Regions from separate parts of the Mus musculus genome. Here region 1 is linked to region 2. Evidence: chromatin loops called from intact Hi-C (ENCODE). Cell type or tissue: heart. All regions are shown on one strand. Links, peaks and the distances in the headings refer to the core of each region. The heading gives the core; the rest is flanking DNA. Region 1 has its middle 82 kb from the start of Gm26016. Region 2 overlaps Prep (prolyl endopeptidase).

The links. Hi-C counts contacts between places; a loop is a spot of excess contacts. Peaks named below come from ENCODE experiments on the same cell type or tissue, not always from the same donor. Only the 100,000 strongest peaks of a DNase experiment are listed, where the experiment ranks them.
Region 1: it touches region 2 in a loop (2.4-fold over the local background); 4 of 42 quality-filtered maps call a loop at or near these places.

Annotation. Positions count from the first base shown.
Region 1 is chr10:45,178,108-45,194,844 of GRCm38, forward strand. No RefSeq gene overlaps it. Among named protein-coding and RNA genes, the nearest start is that of Gm26016, 82 kb to the right of the region's middle. In heart, for the core only: a CTCF peak has its summit at 7,563; no DNase peak of the experiment used is centred there.
Region 2 is chr10:45,113,832-45,130,568 of GRCm38, forward strand. Prep (prolyl endopeptidase) reads left to right here. Exons shown (of 15, transcript NM_011156.3): 8 at 1,232-1,423; 9 at 6,812-7,009; 10 at 12,133-12,236. Among named protein-coding and RNA genes, the nearest start is that of Prep, 55 kb to the left of the region's middle. In heart, for the core only: no CTCF peak of the experiment used is centred there; DNase peaks (open chromatin) are centred at 8,750 and 9,360; H3K27ac peaks cover 3,273 bases.

The DNA of each region.
Region 1 (16,737 bases), core at 3,341-11,340, 62 kb after region 2:
CTGCGTGAGACTGAGTAACTGCTAGATCCTTGGACTTCCATTCACAGCTGTGACTGAACGATTGTTGGGAATTGAGCTGCCGACTGTAAGTCATCAATAAATTCCTTTATTATCTAGAGACTATCCATAAGTTCTGTGACTCTAGAGAACCCTGACTAATACACATTGTTTCCTTGATTTGTTGGTATGTTTGTCATTTGAATTTAGGAAGGCTATAGATTTTTGTGTGTGCTTTTTTTTTTTTAACCTTGCTTCTTTGCTAATGTGTTTATCAGATGCAGGAGATCTCTGGTCGAGTCTTTAGGATCCTTAATGTATAGAATCACATAAGCTGTAAATAAGGATGCTTAGAATTCTTCCTTTCCTAGCTGTTTCCCCTTTATCTCCTCCACTTGCCTCCTTGCTCTAGCTAGGACTTTTAGTCCTAGGATGGAGAGAGTGGACAGCCTGGCTTTGCTCCTAATTTTTAGTGGAACTGCTTTGAGTTTTTCTCTATTTAGCAAATATTAGCTGTGGGTGCTTGTATTTAACCTTTATTATGTTGAAATACACACCCTGCATTCCTAGATTCTCTAGAATTTTGATGGTGAAGGGATGTTGGATTTCTGGCAAAGCCTCTTCTTCATTTTATGAAATGATTATACACTTTCTATCTTTAGTCTGCATTTGTAGTGGATTACATTTATTGATTTACATATATTGAATCATCTCTCTGTATCTGGGAAGAAGCTTGCTTGATCATGCTGGATCATTTTATAGACATGCATTTGAACTGGATATGCGTGTATTTAATAAGAATTTTTACCTCCATTTTCAGAGATATTGGCCTATACTTTTCTTTCACTTTTAAAATTACTTTATTAGTTCTTTGAGAGTTTCATATAATATGTTTCATTCAATGCTTTCCAGCCCCCTTCCCTATCCACCCAACTTGTGTTTTAATCAATCCTTTAAGACCAGTTTGTGCTGCCTAAATATTCTTGAATGTGTGGCCTTCCAGTGGAGAGTTGATGACTTGCCAGGGGTAGCTCAGTGAAATCTGTCTCTCCCTCTCCTATCAGCTAACAATTCTTCTTCTTCTTCTTCTTCTTCTTCTTCTTCTTCTTCTTCTTCTTCTTCTTCTTCTTCTTCTTCTTCTTCTTCTTCTTCTTCTCCTTCTCCCTTCTCCTCCCTTCTCCTCCCTTCTCCTCCCTTCTCCTCCCTTCTCCTCCCTTCTCCTCCCTTCTCCTCCCTTCTCCTCCCTTCTCCTCCCTTCTCCTCCCTTCTCCTCCCTTCTCCTCCCTTCTCCTCCCTTCTCCTCCCTTCTCCTCCCTTCTCCTCCCTTCTCCTCCCTTCTCCTCCCTTCTCCTCCCTTCTCCTCCCTTCTCCTCCCTTCTCCTCCCTTCTCCTCCCTTCTCCTCCCTTCTCCCTTCTCCTCCTCCTCCTCCCCCTCCTCCTCCTCCTCCCTCCTCCTCCTCCTCCTCCTCCTCCTCCTCCTCCTCCTCCTCCTCCTCCTTCTTCTTCTTCTTCTTCTTCTTCTTCTTCTTCTTCTTCTTCTTCTTGCCAATGTTGTCTGTCTACATAACCCTGTCAGTGCTAGAAGTCTCTATGTAGATTAGGCTTTCCTTGAACTAACAGACATCCCCCTGCCTCTGCCTCACAAATGCTGGTATCAAAGGCTTGCATCATTATGCCTGGGGTCTTTTTTGGGGGGTGGGGATCATTGTCTGGTTTTGATATCAGGGTAGTAGTAGCTTTATAAAAATAACTTGGAAGGTTTCCTTTGTTTTCTATTTTGTGAACTTATTTGAAGAGTGTTGGTGTTAGTTCTTTGAAAGTCTTAAAGAACTATGCACTAAATCCATCTCTAAGCTTTGTTAGTTGGAAGATATTTAGTTACTACTTCTATCTCATTAAATGCCATTACTCTTTTTAAAATTATTTCATTTTGATTTAGATTTATTAAAACATTTATATCTAAAAGTGAATTCATTCTTCAACTTTTGTGAAATATAAAAATTTTAAATATGCTCTTGTGATTCTCTGAATTTCCTCAGTGTCCATTGTAATGTCTCCCTTTCAGCTCTAATGTGATTAATTTTGATTCCCCTCTTTCTTTTTTCAATATGTCTAAAGGTTTGTCAACATTTTTTCCCCTAAGAATCAACTTTTTATTTTTTTTTCAGTACTATTTAAAAACACAATGTATTCCTTGGTATAAGACCTTCTAGAACAGGTTTTCTTCCCTCTTTTTGTGTTTGTTTTGTTTTGTTTTGTTTTGTTTTGTTTTGTTTTGTTTTGAGACAGGCTCTTCTGTGTAGCCCTGACTGTCGTGGAACTCACTCAGTAGACCAGATTGACCTCGAACTCAGAGATACCAGCCTCTCAAATGCTGGGATTAAAGGCAGGTGCCACCATTGCCTAGCTCAGAACAGGTTTTTCAAACCCCTCAGAACCACAGAAAGCTCTTCTGCTATCTTAACAGGTATTTGCCATTCTTAAATGTTCTCATTTTCAACCACAGTTATATTACTATGCAATTATTCAGACATCTTATTCAATTCCTTCCAGGTTGAAGTGCTGTAGACATCAGGACATTAGTAAAGCAGAGCCTCTCCCTACCCAGGAAAGCACAGTCCTATGTGGCACAGACAAGGAGATAACCAACCACATAATTAGCTGTAAGTAATCAGAACCTGGGACAGTAGAAATGTGCCATATGTGATATCAGCGAACTCAAGAGTCTCTTCTCACATATGCTTTCATGCCAATGTTACTAAGTCATGTTCTACAAGTGCCCTGACTCCCTTTGTATTCTGCATAGATGGAAATTCCATGGAACTGAGTTGTCCAGGAGATTACTAATAAAGCTGCATTATATCAAATCATCGCAACTCAAACCCAGTAGCTCCTGTTCAAGTCAAGGCGACTGATGTCCTGGCCAGTCTCTCATATGATAGGGCTCTACACCAATCTTTGCTAGAAGTCAGATGGAAGAGGAAGCCAGTGTAGCAATCTGCCACACTTACATAGTGTTCTGAAGCACAGCCTTGGGGTGAGGGTGGGGGGCATGAGCTCTGGAGACCAGGTAAGTGGGAGATAATGCTGCTTTAGCATAGACATCAGACCAGCAATATGTGCATTTAACAAAGCTGTGCTGGGGGAAAGGGAGGCAAGGGAGCTAAAAATGGGTAAAGAAAGGATGTTATCAAACATATCGGGGGGAAATCAAACAGTTGAGGCAGAGCAATGCCAACCTTCATTGGAAAGGTGCTGCTAGAATGTTGAAAATTCTAAGAGATGCCTTTAAGTAGACACTTGCAGGTCTCTTATTTCACATCATGTGCTGGGAGCTGGCAAGGCTTTATCAGAGAAAGGGCACAGCTCTAAGCCTGGGTTATAGCCAAAGAATTCCATGCTACTTACTTCATTCTATCATAATCTGACAGTAGGAATTATACTCTTAAGAAAATATTGTTCAGCCGAATAGCTAGAAAAGAATAATCAGGGAGCCAGGAACGCAAGGCTCAGCAGAGCCTGCAGGGAAAGGGTTGCTAATTCTTGGCATCATGTGTTTCTATGCAAACATAGAAGTTGGTATGCTGTGGGCCTGATAACTCAGAGAGTTTGCATCAAGTGCCAACAAAGCAAAGCGCAAATCCATAAAAGGTAAAGAAATGAGATTTCATTGAACATGAACGTATAGAAGCTAAGTCAGTGATAAATCTTGCCAAACACACACACACACACGTTGATTAAAATGGGAAAAAAATATTCTAACACAAAAGTGTAACTTGGGAACCAGGGGCACATGTCTGTGACTTTGGCATTCAGAAAGTTGAGGCAGGAGAGTGGTGAGTTTGACCAGCTGGGGCAACATAGTAAGACACTTCTCTCCTTCCAAACAAGAAGGGGAATTTGGACTTTAACAGAAGGAAAAGCAGCAGTGGTTAGAACTTGCACCGAACAGTTGTGCAAGTTCTTTGGAGTGTGTTTCTGTGTGTTCATTCAGCATGCCTCACAGATCCGGGTACTGAGCATGGATGGAAAAAGCCTGATGACACAAGACTCTGGAAATATTTGCCTTTACCATCAATTCCTTGGGGCAGAAAATAACAAGATTTGGCTGTCAAAGAGAAACTACATCCTAGACAGAATAATGGCACCACAGAGATGCCACAGAGTTGGAGGGAGCTGTGTATAAACCCACATATTTTCCAACAGGAAGATTACAGTAAGTGAGGCAGTGGAGCTTAAGAATCTGAGGACAAACAGCAAAGCCTTATCCCACGGGAAAGAAAAATTAAGGGAGACATTGAAGAAGCAGCAAACAGCCCTCACGTCATATCTGCCACCTTTCTAGACCCTCAGGCACAGCTCAAGCATAAAATCACTAGATTAGATGATCCCTAAGACAAATTAAGTTTAAACATTCAATATTAACTTTATGTTAAAGAGCATAAAACAAAACTAGGCGAAATCAAAGTTACTTGTTGAGAGATTTTATCAATATATGATGAACTACACTGCTTAGTTAAAAATCCACTGCCCTACAGTAGAATTTGGACATAGTAAGTGAGTTGGTTCTAAATAGAGTTTAGCTTCTTTCCATCTGAAATCCCTTTTCACCCAAGAAAGTATGGGATTTCAGGTATATAAAAATAACTGTACATCAAACATCTACTGGTAATATGTCACAAAGAAATTTAATTAAAAATAATTCTTTACGTGGCACACGCCTTTAATCCCAGCACTCAGGAGGCAGAGGCAGGCAGATTTCTGATTTCGAGGCCAGCCTGGTCTACAAAGTGAGTTCCAGGACAGCCAGGGCTATACAGAGAAACCCTGCCTCAAAAAAACAAAACAAAAAACAAACAAACAAAAAATTCTAAACATAATATACATAGTATACTTCATAGTATATCTTCATCACTTATAGAAGACAAAAGCAAATTTATGTGCTAATGAAATGTGTATTATTGTTTATTTTTGTTTTATAGAGAGTCAGATCTTGCCTGGATAATTGATATTGCAGGATGTAGAGTGCCCTCAACATTTTTCAGATTTCTCAAATGTTTTGACTTATAATCAACAGTGCTGAGAATGCTACTTCCCATGTGTAGTACAAAAATGGCAAAGTATGTAAACATCAAAAATTGCTGGAAATTCTGTTAAATCTAAGTTCAAAATAACTGAATGATTTATGAAGCTCAAGTCAAGAACTCAAATAGCAATTTTTGAGTTTAAAATTTTTTTAACATAATACAGTGTAAAGAGCATACCAATTTGATGAATGATGAAAAGAAAATGTTAACTGTCTTTGTTTTCTATATTAGTTTTTGTAAGAGTATAAAACTTTCTTTTTTTTTTCTTTAGGGTAGCTCTTAACTCTTTATTAAGAAATAATTTCCACAAAGAAATCAGTTTACATTTAAAATTTCCAAACATATTTATAACAAAGGACACAGCAAATAATACATCTTAATTTCGATCAGAATTGATTTTGATTTGAATCACATCCGTGTACTTGGTGAATACTGAGTGCTTGATTCTCTTCCAGATTCTGTCTCAAACACCTTGTGCATGGAAAGCCATTCTAGCCTCATTTAAAACCTTGAAAGATACAAGTAAGAGCTTCACTTTACAAACAAACGAGGTGGAATCAGAGAAATTCAGAGATGATGAAAATTTACAGGACTTGGTAGATATAGAGCTATGTGACAAGACCTCGTGGAACTGGATCCAGAATTGGCTCTGAGCTACAGTGTGGCACCGCTTAAAACACTGGCCAGTTGACCAGACCAGTGGGAAAATATCTGCCTTAAAGTTAATATCACACTTGTAGATACTAGCAGGCTTGAAAGTCCCTGGGAAGGGTCCCTTCCTCATATTCATATTCTAGCTCTACTGCATATATCCTTGGTGATACATTGATTTTAGAAAGAGGGAAATCACAATTTCCCTTCCTTAGCTATGTGAAAGGAAGGAGAAATGGGCAAAGATAAATACTGCCCACTCCCTTAAGAGATAATCTTCCTTAAAAGGTAATCTAAATATTTATTCCTCTTATTTTCCTCATTTGTTAGTTTATCCCTTTTCTTTTCTTTATTTATTTTAATTAGATGTTTTCTTTATTTACATTTCAAATGTTATCCCTCTTCCCAGTTTCCTCTCAGAAAAATCCCCTATTCCCCTCCCCACCACTCTGCTCCCCAACCCACCCACTCCTGCTTCCTGGCCTTGGCCTTTCTATGTACAGAAAAAAAAAATGCAATTCAAAACATAGCAAAAACCCAAATCCGAGCTGAGGAGTCTCAGGCTGTGTTCTTTGATGTTATACGCTGTGACCGCATGTGCTGAGCTAAGTGCACAAGTGTACTCAAAACCAAGGCTGCAGCAAAGTCACAGTACAACACAGCAAGCACTTGCCAGAAGCACCTCAGATCCAGTCCATGTTTGTTTTTTTATTCAGTCCTGGTCATTGTACATTCAGGATTCTTTCACTATTGAGATCTATCTATCTATCTATCTATCTATCTATTGCTACATTCAACTATATAAACCCATGAGCCACTGTGGTGTACTGAATATGTTTGGCTTAGGGAGTGGCACTATTAGGAGGTATGGCCTTGTTGGAGTAGGTGTGTCCTTGTTGGAGGAAGTGTGTCATTGTAGGTATGAGCCTACAACAAAACAGAAAGAACTTCATCCAATGGACTCACCTAGTAGAGCTTGGGCTATCTGGATGGATGGCTTACCATCCATCTTGCCTTGGTATCAGGAAGACACTTGTAAATTGGGTGGACTTGAATTTTGATCTCCATCATTGCCAACACTGGATCAGGCTTAGGATGCCCACCTTGAAGACGGTACAGGTTCTTGCAGGTATTAAATTGGGATGCTACCTAGTCATTCCAAGTAACAAAGGAACTGCAATGATATCTCAGACCGCGTAGCATACAGCTAGACTCTCATTGCTGAAAGTAGAACAGGGTTTAGCACAGGAATTTGCCTTGGATCTCAGTGCTACAGTAGCAAAACTAAACTCAGATACAGCCTAACAGTACTCACATCCAAGCCAGTGCACAAAGGGTACAGCCCAATGACCAACAACCATATGGCCCGAGTCTATTACACTTTTAATCTGGCCAACGTCACATGTGGCTGCTTGCAGTGGAATTCACTTCAACAATAGGCATCCTATAGTAGTGTAGACATTGGTCCTTCTTAGTGCTGTGTTCAACTAACCAGGTTGTGGCCTCAGTGTGACAGAGTTTTATAGATTGATGGGCAACCAGGTAGGCATAGAAACATATAGTTGGTTGATCCGTAGTGATTGTATCTAGAGCTGAACTAGACAGAAAAATCTATGTTCCCTATTGACCGGGAAGATACCTGAAAGTCTACCTCAGCCCAGGGAAAGGCTTGAGAGATGAAATTCCTTTTTTTTTTAGCACATCCCTGATTCATGCTGTACAACCCACCACAATAAGCCAGAGAATAGATTGCCCGTTAGTGCTTAAAACAGAGCAGCACATCAAGCCTGAGTTCACTGTAAGCCTGGATGTGGGTCTCCATCTAGTGTTGACATAAGAGCAATGACCTCAGATTGAGAGAAACTAAGATAAAGAAGCTCTACAAAGAGCAGAGCAGGGGTGGATTAAGAACATGGAAATAGTCCTGCTTGCCTGCCTGTGCTCTGTGTACACACCCCTTTCAAGTAGAGAGCCCTAACTCCCCCACTCAACAAAGTGACTCCTAATAGCATATTATTGTATCCATAGACCATTATCTCACTCAGCCCACATCAGAGAAGCTTCTTCTTGCAGTAGATGAGAATTAACACAGGCCAGCAATTAGACAACTTGCAGAGGACGAGAGACTTAAGAACACTCAGTCCTGAATGGAATGTCTTCATCAAACTCCTCACCTAAAGGCTCAGGGATCTCTGCAGAAGAGGAGGCAGAAGGAATGTAAGGTGGTGGAGGACCCCAAGAAGGCCATGGCTTCCAGACACAACAGAACTGATGCATATATGAACTCACAGAGTCTTTGGTGGCATTCGTGAGTCCTTCCTTCACAAGCCAGAGAGGGTCCTGGCCCTGAGAGGGGCATGTAGACAAAGGTTTCAGCTCTAGTCAAGGAGCTCTTCACAACTGATACCTGCTAGCAAATGAAAATCAGGTTTTCCCAATGAAGTCTCACTGGATATATCAACCATACACCAGGGCAGGCCCCATACCCAGTAGTTGGCTGATACAAAGCAAACTCAATGGTGTTTGGTGGGCTTTTGTTTTATTTTATTACTTGGGGTTTTTATTTTATTCTATCTATCTGTATCTGTATCTGTATCTGTATCTGTATCTGTATCTGTATCTGTATCTGTATCTGTATCTGCATCTGCATCTGTATCTATCTATCTATCTATCTATCTATCTATCTATCTATCTATCTATGTCTCATTGGAATTCTGCTTGCTTATTTTGATTTTCATTTTTGTGGGTTTTTCACCTTGGCATGTTGTTGTTTATTGTTGCTGTTGTATTCCAGCCAGAGGGATGAAATGTGTGTTCTGAGGGCCTATTTGTATTCTAGCCAGACCACAAAGACCTGAATGTCTTTGGATGTGACCCCTGCCAGAACAGCCTTTTTACTCGATTAAAATTCCTCTACAATAATATATATGCAGAGGACATGATGCAAACCCCTGTAGGCCCTATGCTTGCAGCTTTAGTCTCTGTGAGTTCATATGGGCTTTGCTCAGTTGATTCAAAAGGCCTTGTTCTCCTGGTGTATTGTGTGTCCTCTGGCTCCCACACTCTTCCCATCTCCTTTTCTGAGAGGTTCCCTGAATTCTTAGGGGAGATATTTGATGGAGACATCCCCTTTAGAGCTCTGTGTTCCAAGGTCTTTCTGTGTGTGTGTGTGTGTGTGTGTGTGTGTGTGTGTGTGTGTGTGTGTGTGTGTATGTGTGTGTGTGTGGTATCTGGTTGTGGGTCTCTGTATTTGTTCCCATCTGCTGCATGAGGAAGCTTCTAGATGATGGCTGAGCAAGGCACCAATCCATGAGTGTAGAAGAATAGTATTGGGAGTTATTTTATTGTTACTTTTAAAAAAAGTGGTCAGTAGTATTTGCTTTAACCTTAGGTCTCTGAGCCATCTAGTCTAGTTCTTGGCCACCCAAACAGTGATTGGTAGGGTTCCATCTCACTATAGTGGAGTAGACCTTTAGTCAAATCAGACACTGGCTGGTTTCTCCCTTAAACTTTGTGCCACCATGGCCCTATCATATTTGCAGGCAGGACAAATTGTAGATCAAAGGTTCTGTGGCTGGGTTGGTACTTACCATTCTCTTTTGGTAACCTGTAGAGTCCACAAAGACACTAAAACATGGTGGTGGACATTCTATGTAGATACCAGATCAACCGCTCAATGTCCAATGAGCTGGTGGGGGTATTGTCTTTGGGGGGGAGGGAATCTGGCTGTCGGTTTGTGGAATGTAGCCTATTGTCTTGGCAAGAGCCTGGGTTGTTTGGTGATTTCCATGGGACCCCTTTGTCCAATAGCTCAATTTCCCAATAACCCCTACACTGCTTTGGTGACAAGAGAAGGCCAGCGGGAATTATGTCTCCCTCATTATTTGGAGGCATCATTAGGATTGCCTTCATATATTTTAGGAAGTTTCCACTGCACTGGGTTTCCACACCACCCTTTAAATAACTCTTAATTCTAGCTGTCTCTCCCTGCATTTTTTCCCCAACCTATCTCCTCTAAAATACTTAAAGAAATGTTAAACATCCTTAGCCATCAGGGAAATACAAATCAAAACTACTTTGATATTCCATCTTACATTTGTCTGAATGGCTAAGATCAATATCACAACTGAAAGCTCAGGCTGGTGAGAATGTGAAGCAAGGGAAACACTCCTTCATTGGTGGAAGAAGTGCAAATGCATACAGACACTATAGAAGTCAGTATGGTGCCAGGCGGTGGTGGCACATGCCTTTAATCCCAGCACTTGGGAGGCAGAGGCAGGCGGATTTCTGAGTTCAAGGCCAGCCTGGTCTACAGAGTGAGTTCCAGAACAGCCAGGACTACACAAACAAAAAACCACCACCACCAACAACAACAAAAGAAATCAGTATGGTGGTTCCTCAGAAAGATCCTCAGAAAGATGGGCATCAATCTACCATTCTTGGATATGTACTCAAAGGACACTCCATCCTACCACAAAGACACTTGCTCAACCATGATCATTGATGCTTTATTCATAATAGACAGAAACTGGAAACAAACTAGAAGCCCTTCAACAGAAGGATAAAGAAAATATGTGATGTAATTGCACAGTGGGGGTATTACTCAGCTGTTAAAATAAATGACACCATAAAATTTTCAGGCAAATGAATAAAACTGGAAAAAAAAATCATCCTGAGTGAGGTGACCCAAACCCAGGAAGATAAACATACATGGGTATAAGCCATTAAATGAATGATAAACAAGTTACAATCTGTAGACCCAGATAAATTAGGTATAGCAGAGACAGATGGATCTCCTTAGGAGGGAAAAGCAGAAGAGATTTTATTGTTGGACTTGGGGTGGGGGTGGAGAAGGAACATTCCCTTTTTTCAATCATGTTGTCACTAGCATTTCAAAATACAGGAAAAAGACAAAAAGAGACAAACCAGAAACACTAAACCACACTCCAGGGTGTCCTCTGACCCCTGCACATATCCTGTAGCACATGTGTGCCCTCACTCACACAGCACACACACACTCATACACATCATACACACAAAGAAGATTTTTAAAAAGAGTTGAGATATTTCTTCCAAGATAACACAAAAAACAGCTGGGGAAAATGACATGAAAAGTGCTCAGTACCCGTGATCATCAAGGAAATGCACATTGAGACCACAATGAGAAAACCCCTCCCTCCAGTAAGAAGTGTCAGAATGAGTAAGAATAGCAAGTGCCGACAAGCGTGTAGGAAACATCACTAGCTGGAATAGCAGCCAATAAACCCATTATAGAAAACAGTGTAGGTTCTCTTCATAAAAATAAAATTAAACAGCCACATACTCCAGGAAATTCGCTCCTGGGCATATACATAAAAGAAATGAAATCAGTATGTCAAAGAGACATCTGTATCTTTACGTTCTCAGCACTGCATGCTCACCACAGAACTATTCAAATAGTCAAGACATGGAGATAACCTAACAACCTAAGTGCCCATTCACTGACGAACAAAGGAAACATGGTTGCATGTACAAAATAAAATGTGATTTGCTCATTAAGAAAAGAAACCCTGTGATTTGTAACAACATGGATGGGACTGGAGGCAACATTTGCTAAGTGCAATAGCCAGGCATAGACAAGTACCAGATGATCTCCAGCATCTGTGGAGTGTAAAAGAGCTGCTCTCTCAGAAGGGGAGAGTAGGGTGAGGGTTATTAGAAGCTGAGAGTGTTGTAGGATATTTGATTTGTAACTGAAATGGTGTTATTTCTAGTTGTGGTGTGGCTCAGCACTTAGCACACACCTTTAATCCCTCTGGCTGGAATCAGACACCCTTTAATACACACTCTTAATATCAAACAATAAAGGCAAAGTTAGTTTGTAGAAGAAAGCATCCAGGTTTGAAAGCAATGCCTAATTGGGTAGCAGACAAAGAGATGAATCAGAGAAATATTTGACAGGATAAGATATGCCAATTCTCACAAGACGAAAGGGAAGCTCCTTTAGGGGCAGTGCAGAGAGGAGAGGAGGCAGTTTTACTGGGAGAGTTGTACAGAGACAGGTTGAAGAGAGAGGACAAGCTAGACACCAGTGAAGGCAGAACAAACCAGAAAATGAGAAGGAGCTCAAAGATTAGAACAGATTGCTAGAGTTAGTTTGAGGCCAAGCAGGGCAATTCAATGAGAAGCAGAAAAAAAAAAAAAAAAAAAAAAACAGATTGAATCAGTCAGCTTGGAGAGGAGTTTTGACCTGGAACAGCTGCGGTGAACCAGCTAGTCAGAGATCAGCTGAGGTGAACCAGCTGGTCAGAGATCAGCTGAGGTGAACCAGCTAGTCAGAGATCAGCTGAGGTGAACCAGCTGGTCAGAGATCAGCTGAGGTGAACCAGCTGGTCAGAGATCAGCTGAGGTGAACCAGCTAGTCAGAGATCAGCTGAGGTGAACCAGCTAGTCAGAGATCAGAAAGAACCAAAATGGGCGACCTGATTCAGCCGTGAGTCCTCAGAGGCTGAAACATTCTAGGCCTAGATAAGATTGTACAGAGGCTGGAAGCTTCCAGGACTCGGTCTAGGTTAGCAGACTAAGGTTAACCTAGTTACTGTAGGTGTTCAGGAAAAATCTGCACGACTTCCATGGTATGCAGCTGACCCTTGACAAAGCAGCCCATGGTAAAAAAAAAAAAAAAAATGGCAGAGAACAGCTGAAGAGAATGTTAAGATTCAAATTATTAGTGGACATTTATTTCATCTATTTGGTGTTAGCTTTGCTTAAAACTGCAACAAGCTGATACGGACAACCTGGTATATACTCAGCATCAATATGGCTGCCAGATCAAGAACAAGTGAAGCAATCATCACTCAATAATAACCCGAGAAAGTGATCAATATATTGACTACTGTCCAGCCCTGGGGAAGCCTCACCAACCTGTGTGTCTTCTTCATGGTTCTCTGGAGGAAGATGAAAAGACTGTATTCATTCTGAACTGGGAAACCTTCACTCTAAAGGCAGAGGCTTGGCCAAAGCTACTGGAGATGCTCGAGGTGAATAAGCTGATGGATGTGTGTACGTGTGTGTGTGTGTGTGTGCATATGTGTGTGTGTCCTCTCGAGTGTGTGTGAGCACGTGCACGTGCATGCGCATGCGTGTGTATGAGTCAGATGTCTTTTCCCAGGCTCAGTCCACTGTGTTTTGTTTTTAAACTTTTAATTTATATTTACTGTGTGGGTAGGTAGATGAGCATGTACACACTACATGTGTGTGGAGTTCAGAGGACAACTTAACGAAATCCTGTTCTCTCCTCCCATGACATGGATTCCAAGGAATGAATTCAGATTGGCAGGTTAGGAGCAATCACCCTGGGATGTATTTCACCTTCTTTTATGAAACAAGGTCTTTGATGGAACTAAGCGTTGAGTTCCAACAAAATCACACGATGTAACAGGTCTCACGTGGGAGGTTTATTAAAGGAAGAGGTAATGAGGTACAGAGGCTGCCTCTGGGTGGAAGGGAAGAAGGCAAGGGGGCAGAGAGGAAAAGCCTGGCTTTTTGGGGGGAGGGGGAGGGGTTTAAGCCTGACTTTTCATGGGGCTGTAGTGCATGCGCAGAAGGACATGTACAAGAGGAGACAATGGGGATGTGTCACCTCTGGACAACTAGAAATGATGTGTCTTGTCACCAGGTCCCTCAGGGCTGACCATGAAGGTGCCTAATGGTCCCATTGGTGCCAGGTCCCTCTGGGCTGGCTGTGGACGTGCCTGATTGCCAACAGTCTTTAACTGTTCCTGAGCTCGCCAAAAGGGCAGAATGACCGGACAGTGAACTCCCGGTGGTCTGCCTGCCTCTACATTCCAACTCTGAGATTAGAAATATTTGACAGTATGCCTCTTTTTTTTCTGTGGGTTCTGGGTATCAAAGTCTGGACCTCATGCTTCTGTAATAATTATTGACAGAGTTAGCTTCCCAGCTATAAAGAGTGTGTGTGTGTATTGATTAATTAATTGATTGATTGATTGATTAATTGATTTAGATGTGTATGGATGTTTTGCCTGAATACAGGCCTGTATACCATATTCATGCAGTGCCTTTTGAGGCCAGAAGTGCGTGTTGGATCCCTCGGGACTATTCCAGATGATGGTGAGCCACCATGTGGGTGCTGAGAGTTGAACATGAGTCTTCAGCAATTGCTTTTATCCATATAATCATCCTTGTAGCCCCCCAAACTCACATTTTCAATGGTGAAAAAAGTCACATTTATAAAAAATATTTTAAGCTTATGAATGCATTGTAACGCCAGCATTAAGGAGGTTAAAGAAATCAAGGCCAGCCTGGGCCTTGAGACTTTGCCTCAAAACAAACAACAATCCAATCCAACAACTTGTCCACACAATTTCAAAGCACTTCACAAACACCCAGTAACTGATGTTTTCATTATTGTTCAACTATTATTAGTTGAGTTCTGGTTCTTTGAATCCCCAATACAGTCAGCCCTTTCCTGAAAGTATTTGAATGTATGTTTAAAAACTGAAACTGAAGCCAGGAATGGTAGTTCATGCCTTTAATCCCAGCACTGGGGAGGTTCCACGAAACCAGACTGGTTGACATGTTGAGTTCCAAGCCAGTCAAGGTTATAAAACTAACCTAAACCTGTTATCTAAAAACTTTTGAGGTCCAGGAGTCACCTCACAAACCACACAAACACCAATCTCAGTCAGATAGGAATGGTTTATTGAATACATATCCTAAGATTAATCAGTCAGGGCTGTAGTGCTCAGAACTTAGGGCCTGAGGGCATGACCCTGAACATCTTTCTCTGTTAGCTTATAAAGGCTAAAACTGCAAAACCCACAATGAGCTTATACGCAGGTGCAGGAAGTGCTGCCCAGTGGTCAGCACAAACTCAAGCCATTTTAGACATAACAGTTCATGTTGACCTTTAATTTTATGGGCCCTAAGTAAAGCTTTGTGGAATTTCTTAATTATTAAAAAACCCAAGAGTATACAGAATGCAACATGATATGTGATCAGCATGACCTTGCTCTGAGTCAAATTATTTTTCTGTATCCATGACTAACAGGCACATTACAGCAACAATATAAAATAACTGGCAGGCATGGAACAGAATGGAAATGACTACAGCTATGCTCTGGGGAATGACTTCAACGAAAACAAACAACAAACAAAAGCAGAAAATACCCCCATAAAACAAATATAAAGCCCACAAACAAACAAACAACAAAAACAACAGAAAAACTGAAGTTGATAACCAACATCATACACGCCATTGAGACAATTATTTTGACTAAGTAAAAACTTTAAATGATGATATTGTAAATTTAGGTGAGCCAAATAGCTACTAATGCCATGATACAAGATACAGCAAGAACACATGGTTTTGGTGCCTTTTGAGTCATTACTGTGACCACTTGTTCATTTTACAAATGATTTCAACTATGCCCTTAGAAATTGCCCATGTCTTCATCAACTATAAAGGAAGAGGAAATATAACCCAGAACTGAAGTAAATGGTCATAACGCCAACATAAATCACCAGACATTTTTATATGCTCCAACATGTATTTCTGGAAAAACATGCCAATGCTATGTGATTAGAGTCACTCTTTCCCTGAAGCTCGTGTAGCCTTGCCAAAGCTCGTCTTTAAGAACAGGATAGTTCCCCTGCACTAAGAAGGAAGTCTGCAAGCCTCTCCCCTGTCTGCCATCATGATGACAGGCACCTGCACGAGCCAAGAAGTAACTTAAATGTTTAATGAGGCAGGAGACTCATTCTTCAGTTGCTATGTGAAACCGTTGACAATCAGAAAAGATCATCTGTTTGTTTTACACTGGGAATAGGTTGCTGAATATTTAATGCATGCACAGCATTCTGCTCAGTGAGGGGCCAAGTGAGGGTCAGGTTAGGGCCGCCTGCTGTTCCTGGGAGGCGTCAAGGTTAAATGGAGTCTTCAGTGCTCTGTGCAGCATTGTGTACATGGCTATTAAGATGGGAAGCTGCACATCCGCCCCGGAGGAGCATTACCGAGAATCAGAAGCAAGCTCTCAGAACAGATGAGAAACAGGCCTCACTGTTATTTGTACTATTGATGAAGGTGTTAGGAAAGAGGTCATTAATAATGCTCATTATGACTGTGTGGGGAAAAGATGGTGCGTCTAGTTGATGCCATGACTTATGTGGCAGTAAATAACTCAAGCCCAAGAAAGGATTCCTTTGTGAACAATATCCTCATAGCCAAATTCACTCAACTGATTTAGAGTCTGTTTCGGTTCAATGGATGAGAGTCAACAGAGGCTTGGAAAGTTGCAGAAGTAAAACCCCGAGCTGTTGCTGTCGGAATGCATCAGGAGTGACTCTGAGGCTTTGGGCCAAAGCTTGTAGAATGATACACATACCAGTCACTAAGAATAAAATGACAGGAGAGAAGTCCAGTGAGAGACAAACAAGAGCTATAATTTCAGAGAATGTTAAATATGAGATACCCATTACATAATCAATTTTAGATGTATATTAGACAGCAGGGAATGCTACTGTTCTTGTGGAGACTTTTTGGGTTCAAATACATGGAGTTCAGTTAAATCGCTTTTTAAATGTAATGTGTGCTTATCACTAAGCTCTGAGCCACTTTGACACTTGGAGGTCAGAAAGTTGGCAAGTCCCCCCAAAAGACACTGAGGACAAACACCATTATGTAGGAAGAACTGAGGGAGAGGCTCCGTGAGACTGCACTGTGTACAGTGACAGCGTATGGGAACAGAGGTTGTGTCCAAAAGATCCGGGGGGTTATGCGGAATGAACACTGGTCACTGGATTGGTAACATGGAAGTCTTTGGTGTCTCCAATGTCTGTCTGTGAGGTGAAGCAGAGACAAAAGCTGTGAATGATTTGCATCAAGGAAGAATTCTGAGGAGGGGAGGTAAGGTGAAGGACAGAAAACAATGCTGGTTAGCAAGCAAAAGGGATAAGGACAGAGCTGGAAGGGGTAAGGGGTAGGTCACCTGTCTTCTCTGCA
Region 2 (16,737 bases), core at 5,133-13,132:
GGTGCAAGTATGGCGGGAGTGTCAGGTACTTATAGAAGATAGTGGCGTAGGAACGAATTGTCCAGATTAAAATAGATATCCTGTGGCATTGAAGGCAGGAGGTGTTTAGAGAATTCCTAACGTCATAGAGTTCTTTCATGTATACATTTTCCAAGACAGTCACTGAGCCTGTGTGTCAGGCACGTCCTGAAGCAGGTGTTGTCAGGTGAGCTTTTACTCATTAAAGGAGCTCAACAGAGAGCCATTTACAGGATGACAGCAAATGCTGTTAACAGTTTTATTGGTGACCACTGTATACCAGATCTTAGGAATAAAGGACTGGAGAGTGCTGTAACTCCACTCAGTACAGCCTTTATTTGTATCTTTAAAATCCCTGCAAGCTATGCTGTGAAGTAGCAAGCAAACCCGTAAGCACTTAGCTCTAGTTTGAGAAGAACATGGAGTGTGAGCCTGGTAGAAGTGGCTGGCCATTGGAGAGTGGGCCAGGTAGAGGAACCGCCTGTGGCTTGCCTAGCACCTCAGCAGAGGAGGCAAGATTTTGAATGTGTGAAGGTGAGAAAGGACTGTTTTATGGTGTGGGAACTTAACTCGGAGTGTAATGGGAAAGGCACTGGAAGGTTCAAAGGCACCATCGTGGACCAGGTTAGTATGTTAAGACATTGTGCTGCCTGGAATAGAGTAAAACCAGGCAGAGAGCTGATGCTATAGGCCAGGGCTGCTGAGACTTGGAGCTAGCTACTGACTTTTGAGTGGGCTGCTGCTTTGCCAATTTCATAGCATCTCTGACCTCTGCCACTAGATGACAGTAGCACGCCTCACCTCCTAAGTCAGGGCAACCGGAACACACTGTAGACCTTCCAAAGGCTGCTTGGAATTGAAGAGTCTGTTGCCCCTGGTTGAGGGCCACTGCTGTAGACCAGGTTGGGGCAGGGGCATTGCAGGGCGGCAGGAAAGGGTTTTAATATGAGACTTGCTCAGGTAGAAGATGATTTAGCAGCTGTGTGGAATGGTAGGGCAGATGAAGTCCTTCAGTCTCCCTTTAGCACCGAGGTTTTCAATGGCTCCTTGGCACCCACCTACAATTAGCCCTTGCTCCTTTTTGTGTGCTGAGCTCCTAGTACCATCTATGCTGTGAACTTCGTAGAAAGAAAAGAACCTGTCGCCTCCCTATGTGGAAACCTACATCGTTTCTCCCAGGATCAGATGATAGAAGTGCTTGCTTTCTTCCCAGGAATCCTGAAGTGGGTAAAACTGATAGACAACTTTGAAGGAGAATACGACTACGTAACCAACGAGGGCACAGTGTTCACATTCAAGACGAACCGCAATTCTCCCAATTATCGGCTGATCAATATCGACTTCACGGACCCTGACGAGTCCAAGTGGAAAGTGCTCGTACCGGAGCACGAGAAGGATGTCTTAGGTAAGGCAGGCAGCTGCTTGGAAACTGTGCTTGCAAGAACATCGAAAAGTCAGTCCTCCATGGTCTGCTGACTGTACGAAGCAGGCTTGTAATTATTAGGATGGCCATCCTTAAACAGTGTGTGCTGTCTAACTAAAAGGAGTAACAGCTCTTAGCTTTAAACTTTTCTATCACCTTACCTGTTTGTTTTTACCTGTTGTAGATGTGCGGGTGGACTTCCAGCCATCTTGCTAGAAAAAGAGAATAGACTGCCCCTGTTTTTAATTGAAAGCTGCCACAGGCACTTACTCATCTTATCAAAAATAATATGCTGACTTATAAATGAGCGTATGAAAACTGAATTTATCTAGAAGACTCACTAGTCTTTTACTAGGTTTTTACACTAAAGAGGAATTCAGTCAGCCCTTCTATCCAAAGAAGAGTTTGCTGGAAGTGAGTTTTTGTGCTGAGTTCAGTGAGGAAGTCTCAGGTCATTTAGAACTGTATCATATGCAGTGGAGAATTGCACCCAGGCTGCAGATTAGCAGCTTCTCAGAGAAAACACTCCTGCAGTGTGTTCTCCACTGCACTCCACACATACCAAGTGTGTTCTCTCACACTGCAGTGTGTTTTCCAGTGCATTCAGGCACTCCTGCAGTGTGTTCTCCAGTGCACTAAACACTCTTGCAGTGTGTTCTCCAGTGCACTAAGGCATTCCTGTAGTGTGTTCTCCAGTGCATTCAGGCACTCCTGCAGTGTGTTCTCCAGTGCACTAAACACTCCTGCAGTGTGTTCTCCAGTGCATTCAGGCATTCCTGCAGTGTGTTCTCCAGTGCTCTAAGGCACTCCTGCAGTGTGTTCTCCAGTGCTCTAAGGCACTCCTGCAGTGTGTTCTCCAGTGCTCTAAGGCACTCCTGCAGTGTGTTCTCCAGTGCTCTAAGGCACTCCTGCAGTGTGTTCTCCAGTGCTCTAAGGCACTCCTGCAGTGTGTTCTCCAGTGCTCTAAGGCACTCCTGCAGTGTGTTCTCCAGTGCTCTAAGGCACTCCTGCAGTGTGTTCTCCAGTGCTCTAAGGCACTCCTGCAGTGTGTTCTCCAGTGCACTAAGGCACTCCTGCAGTGTGTTCTCCAGTGCTCTAAGGCACTCCTGCAGTGTGTTCTCCAGTGCTCTAAGGCACTCCTGCAGTGTGTTCTCCAGTGCACTAAGGCACTCCTGCAGTGTGTTCTCCAGTGCTCTAAGGCACTCCTGCAGTGTGTTCTCCAGTGCTCTAAGGCACTCCTGCAGTGTGTTCTCCAGTGCTCTAAGGCACTCCTGCAGTGTGTTCTCCAGTGCACTAGGGCACTCCTGCAGTGTGTTCTCCAGTGCTCTAAGGCACTCCTGCAGTGTGTTCTCCAGTGCTCTAAGGCACATGCACTCAGCCATGTAGATCTGGGTTCACATCAGGACCTGTAAGGAACTCCTCCCTGTCCACTGTGCTTTGCAGGGATTTAAGTCTGATACTGCTGCAGTGGACAAGCAGAGAGCTAATCTGAAGGTCACAGGCTCCCATGGGCATTTCTCACTGTGTCTCTTTTCTACAGTTTCCATGGTTTGACTTTACTTCGTCTTCTCCCAGCCTGGACATTTGGCTGTACCCCGCCAACGCCTTGTATTAGTATCCCTACCTTCAACCCTCATACCAGTATCAGATAAGCCTCATGACAGCCCCACCTGCTCTTCCCAGCAAAACCCACAACTCCAGGGCCAAGCTTAGCACAGGCTTTTGCACTAAATTTACAGCTGGCCCTGCCTCCCAGATCCCTGCCTCATGCAGTGCAGACATGTCTCCAGCTGTGGTCAGAGTGGCGCTTTGTCTACCCCAGGCTTCAGTGGGTAAAAGCGAACCATCCTGCTCTTCACAGTGGGAAGACTTACAGCACCAGTCCTGTCTTCCTCAAAGATGTCTTCTCTTGCTCCTAAGTCATAGAGCAGGTCCTGGGGCATTTCATTTCTTGAACATCCTCAGGCCAAGACCCTTTCAGAGTCTCTTTGAGAGCCACTGAGGCAGAACTGTCCCCATGAGGTGGATACAGCAAGGAGCACTGCCGAGGTGCCACACTGGGCCCTACTCTATAGTACTGACATGTCTTGGTGTGTCTGAAGGATACTGTGGAAGCCTACGTCTTTGTGTCGGTACTCTGGTGATTTTACGCATAGCTTAGGTTGGAGTGGTGATTTTTGTAGAAGGACGCTGTCATTGTTTCCCAGCCATCTGAATTCTCTTCTACCATTTAAAGTAATGGGGAGGCTGTGAATTCTACCATAAATGACATCCTATGTCATTTGTATACAATCCAAATTAATAGCTGGCAGTTGAGGGTGCCAGTTTGCTTCTGAAAAGCTGTAGCTCTTTAGACTGGGAAGGGAAGCCTTCAGTATTGTTACACTCATCTCTTAAAAGAAGCAAAGGTTGCTGTACACCATCAGTGCAGAATGCAGTGTTGCGGTACCCTGTCAGTGACGAGTGCCCTATTGTGCCTACAGTCTAGAGGTGACTCAAAGGGCATCTCCAGAGTCAGCTTTCATTCATGATACTCCACGAGTCTCCTGTCCTTTAATTACTCACTTGGTCCAGTTTATAATTCGGATGTACTCGTGGTTAACACAGTTTGATTATTCCCTGATAGCTGGAATTTACTCTGTGTCCACCCATGCTTCCTTCTCTCTTTAGAACAGTAAGTCATATGAACACCTGAGATAGCTTGCTAGGCTGAGCCACTCCTAAGCAAGTGACTTGCAGATATTATGAATTCTTAGTATTTTTGCTTAAGGAAAAGTTTGTGTGGTAATCAAGGCCACCCAAGATGACAGCGGCCAATGTCTTGATGCTCTTGTGGATAATTAGTCACATTCTGAGTGTGAGTTTCCAGTTTGTTCTTGGGTCATAAAAATAAGCAGTGTCAAGAACCCCATCATGAAACCCCAGGAAATCTTGTCCTTTCAGTATGCCTGATGCATGACTCGCTGTGCTGCTGTTTCATCCCTCCCGGCCTGTCCCCACTTCAGGCTGGCTTCTGTGTCTGCCATTCTAGTTCCTCCTTCCCCACCCGCTCATGCTGTACTTGTAGCACATGGGCATGTTAATGGGACATTTTCTTGTGCGGCCCACTGATGATGCGGTCCATGTCTAGCTGGTCTGGGCTCTCTATATAAGGCTTCTAGACAGGAAACCTGGTTTCCTGCAGTGACGTACTGTATGTAACCTGCAAGCCAAGGACAACCTTTCCTTCCTAAGGTGGTTTCAGTCCCGGTGTTTATCACAGCAGCTGAAACCGAGCTAGGACACCCTGTTACACCAAGTCCTGGCAATCTGTGAGCTGTAGCTGTACTCTCCTGCCCGGCTTCATGCCCAGTGTTCCTCCTGGCATATATAACCGTGTTTGTTCTTACTTCCAGCTTTCCGCAGACTCCCTCTGTTTTGCATTTACCTGTCTGGCATACAGGATGTCAGAAGCATCGTTCTATACTGCTGTCCATTCCACTGCCTTCTCAGCAGTGGATAACTAAACTCCCCCCTCTCCCCAGCTCACCAAATGCCCCAAGGCAGGACCACTACCAGCATCACTGTCTTCCAAAACCAAATGGCTTTTTTTCTGAGTCTTCAAAGTGAATCTCCTCATCTTTACAGGATTCCTTTCTGTCCCTCCTGATCAGCACTTGCATCGCTGGGTCCTTCCCTCTCTCTTCACTGTGGCCTTCATTTCTTGACTCACCTCCCATTCTTATAAAAATATTTAATCTCCATCAGGGCTTGTACCTTGCCTTTGGTCATTCAGTTCCTGAGTAAAATACATAAAACCTTTGAATTTATAGTCACACCAGAAGAGGGCATCCCATTGTAGATGGTTGTGAGCCACCATGTGGTTGCTGGGAATTGAACTCAGGACCTCTGGAAGAGCCATCAATACTCTTAACCGCTGAGCCATCTCTCTAGCCCAGAATCTATTTTTCTATCGATAACCCCAAGTTATTACTTGCTGTGTTCCGTCTGAGCTGCTCTTAACTCCAACAGGCCAGCCTTCATGACCATGAGTTTTAGATTGTTACCACATGGCTTCTTCTCCTCTTTCCACCTTCCTCTCCTTCCTTGTGGTCTCATCAGACCCCAAGCCACAGAACCGTAACCTCGCCTATGTCTCTTCTGCCCAGCTATTGGCTGTTGGTGTATTTATTTAACTGATAGTTGTAAATTAGCAAGCAAGGTCACATTATATGTGCGATTCTCTCATTCCTGGGAGCAACCAGGCCTTACGGGGCAGTATTTATCATTACAGTACATATAAAGAAATCAAACCTCCATACACTCTAACAGCTTGTCTCCTGAAAATCCTTCCCAGCCCTTTTCCACACCCCTGTACTTAAAACTCTCATCTTCTCTGGGTCCTCAGCCACCAGCACCTACATCCACATTTTCCATTATGTGCTCATGGGTGTGCTCATGGGTGTCTGCAGAAGTGACCTCAGTCCTCTACCTGTCTCTCCGAGACGATGCACCAAGGGCTTACTACATTTCTGTGAAATGATCAGTCCTCTTGTATTCCTGGATTATGATTTGGTTTTGTTTTTTCCCCCTCTCTATATTCCCATAGCATGGTATCAAATACAAAATAGGCATGTAGGTATTTTCATTACTTCCTATTTCTTTGTGACAAAATGCCTGAGGTAATCAACTTTTTTTTTTTTAAAAAAAGGAAAGGTTTATTCTATTCATAGTATTAGAGGTCCCAATCCATGGGTGATTTGCTCTGTTGCTTCTGGGCCCATGGTGAGCCATAGTCGGCATTGTAACTTACCTCAGGACAGTCAGAAATAAAACAAGAGGAAGAGGGAGGTGGGGAGGGCTAGAGACCTTTCTTCTCCCAGGACCCAGTTCCATCTAACCAACTTCCTTCCATTTTGAAAAGTTCTACCATCTCTCACTGGCTCCATGGGCCGAGGTCCAAGCCTTCAACTCAGGGACCTTTAGAACACACGGCTACAGCTCAGAACAACAGGGATATTTGCAGCCAGCATGTCTAGTGTCCAATCTGCAGAACTCACGCATCCAAGGGTTACCATGACTGCTACCTAAAACGCTATGAAAAAAATTGTTTTGTATAACTTGCAGTTCTCAAGACTGAACTCTGGTTGTTGTACTGTAGTGAGTACCTAAAGGTTGTGTACTCCTCGTTGACTATCACCAAGATGGAGGCTACTTTATTTTCTGGACATAGCAGCTGCGGACATTTGTTAAAGAACTGTGCTGAAGATGAGATTTTCCACGAGTCATGACCTCGTGCACAGTGGGGCTTTAGAGCACAGTAGGGCTTTAGAGCCACTCTCCCGCTAAACGAGGGACATGGCTCTGATTTTTCTCTCCCTGTCATTTCAGAATGGGTGGCTTGTGTCAGGTCCAACTTCCTGGTCTTGTGCTACCTCCATGACGTGAAGAACATTCTACAGCTTCACGACCTGACGACTGGTGCTCTCCTCAAGACCTTCCCCCTGGATGTGGGCAGCGTGGTGGGCTACAGTGGGCGCAAGAAGGACTCTGAGATCTTCTACCAGTTCACATCCTTCCTATCTCCAGGTGAGGGCTTCTTCCTGGTGGTGATGCGGAATCTCTCCTGGGAAATCACAGTGTGATGTTCTGTTTGTCCCTAACACAGGCTATACTCTAGACAGAATCCCTTAGAGAAAAGCAGTTATTCAGAACAAAGGGAAATAAAAAGCTATGTCACTAACTCCTCTGCCGGGAGTGGGAACAGCCCTTGTTCTCAGTGCCAACAAATCAAATGTAACTGTCTTTAAAAAAAAAAAAAAAGATTTATTTATTAATTTTATTATGTGAGTACACTGTAGCTGTACAGATGGTTGTGAGCTTTCATGTGGTTGTTGGGAATTGAATTTTTAGGACCTCTGCTCGCTCTGGTCAACCCTGCTTGCTCAGGCCCAAAGATTGATTTATTATTATAATACATAAGTACACTGTAGCTGACTTCAGATGCATCAGATCTCATTACTGATGGTTGTGAGCCACCATGTGGTTGCTGGGATTTGAACTCAGGACCTTCAGAAGAACAGTCAGTGTTCTTACCCGCTGAGCCATCTCGCCAGGCCCAAAAGTCTTAGTTAGGTTTTTTGTTCCTGTGAAGAGACACCAATACCATAAAAACTTTTTGTTTTTTGTTTTTTGTTTTTTCAAGACAGGATTTCTCTATATAGCTCTGGCTGTCCTGGAACTCACTTTGTAGACCAGGCTGGCCTCGAACTCAGAAATCCTCCTGCCTCTGCCTCCTAAGTGCTGGGATTAAAGGCTCACGCCACCACACCCGGCTTCACAAAAACTTTTATTAAAGAAAACATTTCATTGGGACCGGTTTACAGTTCAGGGATTTAGTCCAGTATCTGCATGGCAGGAAACATGGCAGCCTGCAGGCAGACACCATGTGGGAGAAGGAACTGAGAGTTCTACATCCAATTGGCAGGCCCTAGGAAGTAAGCTGGCTTGAGCTTTTGAGACCTCAGAGCCCACTTCCTAGTTATGTATTTCCTCCAACAAAGCCACACCTACTCCAACAAGCCTGAATCTCTTGATGGCACCACTTTCTATGGCCTATGGGCGTCATCATTGTTATGCAAACCACCATAGTAAGTCTTAGTCCCGCCCTTGATCTGCACAAAAATTTACAGTGCAGATAGCATCCGCAAACCCCATGAGCAGCCACATCCAGCCTACAGAATGCCTCCTAGATGAATCTCACCCTCATAAAAAATAAATAAAATTAAATTTAAAAATGTGTGTTATCCTGGATCTATTGGGGAAGAGAAATATTTCTAAGATGATATTTTACATTTCCTGACATGAGTTAACTTTTCCTAAAATATAATAATATCATTGTATACTTTCTGCAAGGCTGGTCATATTCCTCTTGTTTGTATAGAGGTTCACCTCCACTGTGTAGCATCATAGCCACATGTATGCCGTGTTTTAGCCCAGGAGTCAGTTCGTAGGTGACCATCCTCCTCTGGGGATGTGACCAGATGGGCAGTGATGTCTCATCTGGATGCAGTTCTGTTTGACCCTCTGGGTCCATGTGACATCTTACCTTACGCTGTGACAGGCTGCTGACAGGGCTGCTAGGACCTGAAGAGTGATATTGTGGGTAGGTCTGGGGTGCATAAGGGCACTTCCCCAAGTGCCTTTCAGGGGACTGAGAGGAGCTAGAAAAAGCCAGAGAGGAAGCTGCCCAGAGCCAGCACCAAGAGGACATCAGGTACCCTGCCTCTCCCCAGAGCCCAGAGCTCAGCGGTAGCTGTGAGAAGAGGGAGGCACCCATCCCTAGTGTCGTTCTCAAGGTCTCACGGTCTAGGCATTTACTCTAAACAAGTTATATTTTCAAATGAATGAAGGGCACAGGAACACAGGGTGGGGGTGACTCATCAGCTCTTAATAAAAGCCAGGGTCTCCGAAGGCCAGCAACCTCTCCAGCGACCCCATGTGACCCTTTATTTCAGGAACAGGCTCATCATTATCTGGGGCAAAGGGCTCACTGTCCTAGTGGGAAGTGATGGTTCTGTGCCAAATGGTGAGATACTGCCTGTGTCTGTGGCTCTGAGGATTGGAAAGAAAAGTGTTCCTCGTCTTGGGCCGCCAGCTGCTTCTGAGGAAGCTTTCATTTGTTACTGTGATGCTTTGTCTGTCTCCCTGTCTCCTCTCGTTCATTTTCCCCATCCTTCCCTTCTCTCTTAATGCTATCTGATCCCTAAAACCAGAAAGTGGGGTTTCCAGACTTAGGCCTTCTAACGCCAAGTGCAAAGCAGCCATCAGAGAACGCATAGTTGCCTCTCAAGAAAGCAGGGACTGCCCTCAGCCCGTTTGTGACTTGTGCACTTCAGGTCGCACTTCGGGAGAAGCTGACAGCCAGGCCAGTCTAGCACAGGACACAATGATTCCCTGTGACACAAACCAGTTGGTATTTGAACTGATTAATTCTGTACTTGTAGAAGCTTAGAGGTTAGCTTCAGCCAGACTTGAACAAGACAGTATCTTCCAGGCCTGGCTCTGGGAGGTGGGGAGGAGACAGCCTTTCACATGTGGTTTGGAAGAGAAACCTTTAAGTGCCTTGGCCTGGGTGCTTTGTGTGTTGTCGTTCCCCCCCCCCCCTCCAGTCCTCTTTTTATAGCCTTAAGTCCTGCCCTGCCAGAGCTCCAGAACCCCATTGCCTTCTTCTCTTCATGTGAGCAGTGTTACAGACCCCCCTGGCCCTTCTTCCCTAGCTTTTCCCAGAGCGCTCTCTTCTCTAACTCCTTCCCCCCTCTCCACCCACACCCCTGGTCTCCTTGCCTGTGAGAGTATTAAGTTAAGGAACAACTTAAGGCCAGACACGCCTTTTGACCTTAAGGGACTTCGGTAATCAACTTCTACTTTAAATCTTCAATTCATTTCCTAGACAGCCTTCTGCTGTTTGTGATCCAGAATGCTTTCTTCAGCAGTTTCCCTGTCCCTGTGTGACCTAAATCAGGCGGGACATGATGTATAAGTAGGTCACAGTGGTTCATACTATAGTAAGTAGTAAGAGTGTGCAGTGGGCTAACCTGGGCTATCCCAGATGACTGTGCATAGAGAATATTGATAAAATGCCTTTGTCATTGCAACCATCAAGCTGACCCCCCTCCTCCCTCGTGGAACCATTTGTGGGCCCTTATAGAGAATGGAGGGAAGTACGTACGTGAAGCTCTTTTTAATGGCCACCAGCCTCAGTTGTATACTTCATTCTGTGTTAAAATTGTGTCTCAGCTTTGGTGTATAAACAGGAATGTAGAATGTCTCCTCTCCTTTGTTTTTCGTTAAGGAATTTAATTCCAGTTCCCTGGTGGCTTGCCTGGGTTCACTGAGCTCTTAAGTCTGGCTCCTAAACCCTTCCTTATTTGTGTCGACATCAAGGCGAATCCAGTGATCGTGTGGCACAGGCCTGCTCTTTATTCCATCTTATTTCTTATTTATTCTTCTCTCATACAGTACATTCCAGCAGCAGCAGCCTCTTTTCCCTCTACCCCCAGACCACACTGCTTCCCTTCAGAAAAGAGCTGAGACACCCCACCCCTGGCCCCAGGAGTCAGATTTGTCCGTGGTTGTGGTGGGTACCCTGTAGTGATCTGAAAAACAAAACAAGCAAACAACAAAATCCCTCACTAACTCTCATGCATTTATATTACATGTACTGAGTGTTGGTTCTCACGTTGCTAGGGAAATGCCTACATTGGGGGGTGGGAAGGGTTGAGGGGAAAGAGAGCTGCTGTTTTAACCCATGATCAGTCCGTCTCTCTCAGTCCTGTGGGACTCCTATTTGGCTTCTGGTTTCCCAGCAAGCACTGAGATCCCAGGATCAGTTTTCCTTACACTTGACAATGTCTACTTAAAGTACGTGAGGTACCGTTCCACACTAGCCTCTCTGGCTCATTCCTCAACATGGCACTACTCTTGTCTTGTTTCTTTGACTTAAATATTAAGAGAGATGTACTAATTCCAGGAATTAGAACTTTTATTATTGATTACATAAACTGGAATTCCATATACATTAGTATTTTGCATTGTGCACAATGACTGGGACAGAGTTGAACATCTGATTCTGAAAGGTCTTGTGATGGCTCACCTTTGGTTCCTGACTGCTGCCTACATGTGTGTCCATGGTTAGGTTTGAGTCAGGTAGAAGCCCCAAAGGGATTAGTCAAGAGACCCTGACTGCTTGTAGACCTTGAGTAGGGGCAGTGAGGGGCAGGGCCAGCATTCCCATGTGACCTGGCTTGAAGAAACCTTGTTGACGTCAGTGTTAATTACTTTTCTGATTGCTGTGACAAGCCACTTGACAGGAAAGCAAAGGCAGTGGAAAGATTTCTTTGGGCTCCCAGTTGTGTGCCCGATCCCCACATTCTGTGGCTGTGGTGATTTGAGTGAGAATGGCCCCACAGGCTCATTTATTTGAATACTTGGCTCCGTTCATGGAACTGTTTGGGAAACAGTTGCGAGCTTATTGGAAGATATGAGTCACAGGAGCGGAATTTGAGGCTTAAAAAAACCCATGGATTGCCCGCTGTCTCTTTGTTTCGTGGTCATAGATCAAGGTGTGAGCTCTGGGCCGCTCTGTCACTCTGCCATCATGCTCTCTAACCCTCTGAAATTGTGATCCAGATTACACACTTACTTTAAGTTGCCTTGGTCATCACAGAAATCTAAAAGTGACTAGACAGTGAGGAAGGAAGGCCTGATGGTCAGTGCCTTGCTCATGCTAGGGCAGACCAGGCAGCAGAGAGAAATGCATGCCGATACTCAGTGGCCTACAGTCTGGGGCCACAGTGTGTGGCGTGGTGCTGCCCACCCTTGGGATAGGTCTTCCTTCCTCAACTAAACCTCTCCAAACATTCTCTCCACAAACACCCAGGGCATGGCTCCTACGTTGCTGCAAACGCATCAAGTTGACAGTAAATATTAACACCATGGTGCCGTAGGAGTGGAAGCGGTCGGTGCCAATGGGTATACTTGCCATTTCTCCAGGGTACTGCTCACATCCGACTCTCCTCACGAAGCTTTGCACAGCCACCCAAATGGTGATGGGCAAGGACCCTGATGGCTGCTACCCTCGGGTAGTGTGTAGCATCCTTGTGGCCTGTGTGCTTCACTTTGAAAGTGACCTGAGCCTTTCTTCCCTCTAGGTGTCATTTACCACTGCGATCTTACCAAAGAGGAACTGGAGCCCATGGTTTTCCGAGAGGTGACGGTGAAGGGAATCGATGCTGCTGATTACCAGACAATCCAGGTATGGACGAAATGGTCTCTTTGACAGGAGACAGGAAATCTGACGTTCAGGATGCTGTTCCCATTCCGCTTCGTCAAAAAGCGTAGAGCTAACCCATAGTAATACAGAGGACAAATATGTTTGGTACTCCTGCTGTCTCTAGGCACTGGGCCAGGTCCTTAGGTCTCTGCAAGTAGTCCCTGTAGTTATGGCCTTCATAGTCTTTGGGTTCTATCTGTGTCTGTCTGCCTATGTGAAGTAGTGATTGCCAAGCTCAGGTCTTTACAAGATTTGCTCTGTGTAGTGTCTCCCGATTCAGTCTGAAGTTTGTATGTTTCTGCTGAGCCAGCTGGTGCTCACAGCACATCTGAATGAATGGGCAAACTAAAAGCTCGTCAAGACAACATGCACTCAGTCCCTGATCATTCTTTTCAAGCTAAGTCTCCCCCCCCCCCCCCCCCGCCCGTTTTTGGCTTATTTAGCTTCCTGATGATAGTGAGGCTTCCAGAGAATGCACTGCTGTGTGGAGGAGGGGCGCTCCCACCGGGAGGCTGAATCATGCAGGCTACAGATCAGGAACCAGAATATTGAGAAGACCAGTCCGGTGGTCGTCGTCGTGCACACCCTTAACCCAGCACTCCAGGAGGAGGCAGGAGGATCTGTCTCTGAGTTTGAGACCAGCTTGGTCTACCAATTGAGGTCCAAGACAGCTGAGACTACACAGAGAAGCTCTTGTCTTGAAAAACCATAAAAGAGGAGAGTGCAGTAGACCTCATATTCGGGTACTTGACTGCTTCAAGGGTGGTTCCCTGGCATGATGGAGGTGCTTTACTCTCAGTTGTCTGGAACTAGGTTAGTTGGTGGCTAGATAGAGACCCTAAGTAGAAATGTATTTACAAAAACAGGTGGGAGCTGGATTGGGTATAGGATTGCGGTTTACCATCTGTGTCCTGTGTTAACTGCCAGCAAGCTGGTCTTCTGTTGATTGGAGAACAGCTGTGCCCATGTGTTCATATACTGGCTGCTGAGTATATTGACTGAAGGGCTGCACCACAGACTATGGTCCATTATACATGTCCTAATTTATTTAGTATGTTAGGACCTTTGAGAAAGTCTGCTGGATTATAATCTGTGTGAGTAGTGTTTAAAATCAGAAGCACCAGGCTTATTATTTCAAAAGCCCTTTCAGACAGGACAGACTTCGTCCTGTACATATTGAGTGGCCTTGGGCAAGGCACACAGCCTTTCTGTCACTGCTTCCAACTGTAAGTAGTGTTCGGGATCCCTTTGGAGTTATTAGAAGGCACTGTGTATTGTGAAGTAACATATAGATTGAGTACAGTCTTGTTCAATAGGAATAACTGTAGTGTTTGTGATTTTTCTACATCACTTTGACTGTTAGACACTCAGCTTCATTGCTAGTTGGGCATCTGGGAGGGTTTCCACCCCGCATGCATATAACATGGCTCTGTAAGAGGTGTATTCCTATCAGCTGTTACATTTGACTTTTCTAGTCCTTCCTGGGCATCCCCGGTGAGGACGGTATATATTCATTTTCAGTTCTAAATGCTGGATTTGGAGAGGGGACAGGGAAAGCTGAAGAACAGAGCAGCTAGATTTCCAGGTATTCAGTGTGCCTGGTCGTGCTAGGTACCTGTGCCACTGTAAGACTCAGAGTCTCTGTCCCCAGTGCTCCGTGACTCAAGGCTGCTCTGGCATTGACCTTGTCAGATACTTAGAGCATTACATAGGTAAACACTTAAGGACTAGCACACTGGCTTGCAGAGGGCAGCACACTGCTCAGTGTTCTGTGCCCGTCACGGGCATCATACTAATTGCCACCACTCCGTGGAGCGCTGTTGTTTCAGGCCCATTTGCAGGGGTCTGGGTTTACATTTATGCAGTAGAGACGGGACGCAGATGTGCGCATGGTTTGATGACGCTCTCAGCGGTGTTTCCAACAGTCGCTTCCCACAGCTCTAGGGAGGGCTTTGTGCGAGAGTGAAAAGCATCCTCACGGTGTATAGTAAAGTGGTAAGTCAAGGCAGCAGGTCTGGAAAAACTCATTTTTGTTTCCAGCGATTCTGGGAATGACATGAATTTGTGCTTTTTCTTGGTGTGATTTGAATACACTTCCCTGACTCCTTCTCTTCTATAGGTAAAGTGTGTGACCATGCAGATGTGTAGATTGGCCAATAGGGTTGGCAACCACTAACTAATAGTGTTCACGACCTACCTCCTAGAGGTACCGTCTTCCTGGAGATGCAGCAGCAGAAGGACCAAACGAGATGGAGAGGGAAGGGCAAGGAGACAGCCGGCTAAGCCACCCCATACACACTGGGGAGGGTGTGTGTGGACGGTCTGCATTTCACAAGGCCTGTGCATTTTGCCTGGGAAGGTGAAGGGCCTGGTGCTGAGTTTCATCCTCAGACACAGAACACTGTCTGTGTTGCTTTTACCCATCCTGGTGGCAGCTCTGGGAAAACTGGCCACATCGGAAACACGTTTTCTTATTAATTGTCTTAAGTTACTGTTCAAAGCAACAGGGGAAACAAGTCTCAGAATCAGATCCCAGAGAACTCATTGTCTCTCTCTCTCTCTCCTCCTCTCTGATCCATGTAAGAATTTTAGTTTTAGGTGGGTTTATTAAATCTCTAGTTAATTTATTACCTCCTTTGCTTTTTACTGTAAAACAACCACATCGGGTTGATCAGAACCTGTCTGCCCAAGTCTTTTCCAGAGAAGCTAAGATACATTAGCGATGCCACCTCGTGAAACAGATTGGGGAACCTGCCTGGGAATCTTACCCACACATATTGCCAGTAATACGCGTCTTTCTCTTTTAACAAAAATGAAAGAAAGTTTAGACTCTCAGTAAGTCGATACAGATTTATAACACTGCCAGGGACTGTTTGTTTGAATGCAGACATTCCATAGGTTGGCACTACTCTCCGGGAAATGTCGGCAAGCCCAAGGATTGAAACACACCAAGATCTGAAAAGATGCTACTGCCCTGGTCCAGAGAAAGATGACATCGTGTGTGGAACATTTCCGGCCAGGGGCTGAGAGAAGCCCTCTTGCCGTGGGGGCTGGGGAGGAGAGTGAGTGGTTTACAATCACTGACGCTTAGGACCTCCTGTCTTGTAGAGTGTGCTTCTGCCTTTGCACTGCTGCGAGATCCATAATTTCACAGCCAGTGCGAGAAGCTGAGCCTCAGCGTGCCGTGTGCTCATGGTGCCGCTGGCCCGTGTCATCAGTGGATGGAATTGTGTGCTGTGGTTGAACGGGGCATAACAAAGAAATGGAGCGTAGCCAGAATTCACTTCCTGGCTTCTCAGAGTCTCATTGTGGTTCAGCCAGCTGAGAGATTGGTTTTTTCCCCCTCAGACTAAAATGAAAGAAAAAAATCATAAACCTGAAAATGGACCAGGAGCTGAATATACGCCAACTATTCTCTTTCCTTAACGGTCTCACGTTGTGTAAAAGACGAGATAAATTAGAAGAGCCCCTGTATCCATATTTTATGAGCAGGTGCAGGCAATAGTAAGGATTTTAAGCGTTCGGCCATGGTGTCACTGCCTGTGCCTCTTGTCCTTTATACTTAGTAGGACACTTTCTTAGGGTGACCGTCCTCACAGTGGTCTGCTGTGTACCTCAATCTTAGCATTGACCATTTGTGTTTGCCAACATGCCTTGGAGTCACAGTAGTGGGATATCTTTTCTGTTTTGTTTTGTTTTGTTTTGTTATGTTTTCTTTTGTGGGTTTCTCTATGTAGCCATAGCTGTCCTGGGACTTGCTCTGAAGACCAGGCTGGCCTTGAACTCACAGAGATCTACCTACCTCTGCCTCATGCTGGGGTTAAAGGTGTGCACTACCATCACCCCCAGCATCTGCTCTTTTAAGTTAGGTTTGGACTTTGTTTTTACCTTTAGGTTTCTGTGACCTCGGTAATAACTGATGTGTGGTGCTAGCATACAGGCTCTGCTGTTGCTAGGACATGTTCTTGAGCATGGATAAGCTTTTTGATGCCATGAAGTGTTGCTCCAAGTTCATAGTGCGGCCCACCCGCATCCACGTGAGCTGTCTGCTGTACTAGTGATAATCTTTTTCCGTAACACTGGGTCTGTATACTCAGGCCTTGGTTAGAAACAGGGAGGGGCCGTGGCAAGATAACTCAGCCAGGGAAGGTGCTTGTTGATAAGCCTGGCACCCTGAGCTTGGTCTCTGAAACCCACGTGCTGGAAGGAAAGAACTGATTTGCACAAGCTATCCTCTGACCCCAGTGTATGCCCCTTGCCATGTCTCTGTCTCTGTCTCTGTCTGTCTCTCTCATTCTCTCTCTCTCTCTCACACACACTATGTAACAGTTTTGTAGGTAGCCTAGGGAAGGGTGAAGGGCAGTGTTTTCATGGAGCACTGAGGTCTCACCGTGGCAGTGACCTGGAATGCTATGAGTTGTTCTCAGTTGGCTGCCCCTGCATTTGCATTCACCTGTACATGATGTCGTCCTGCATACACAGA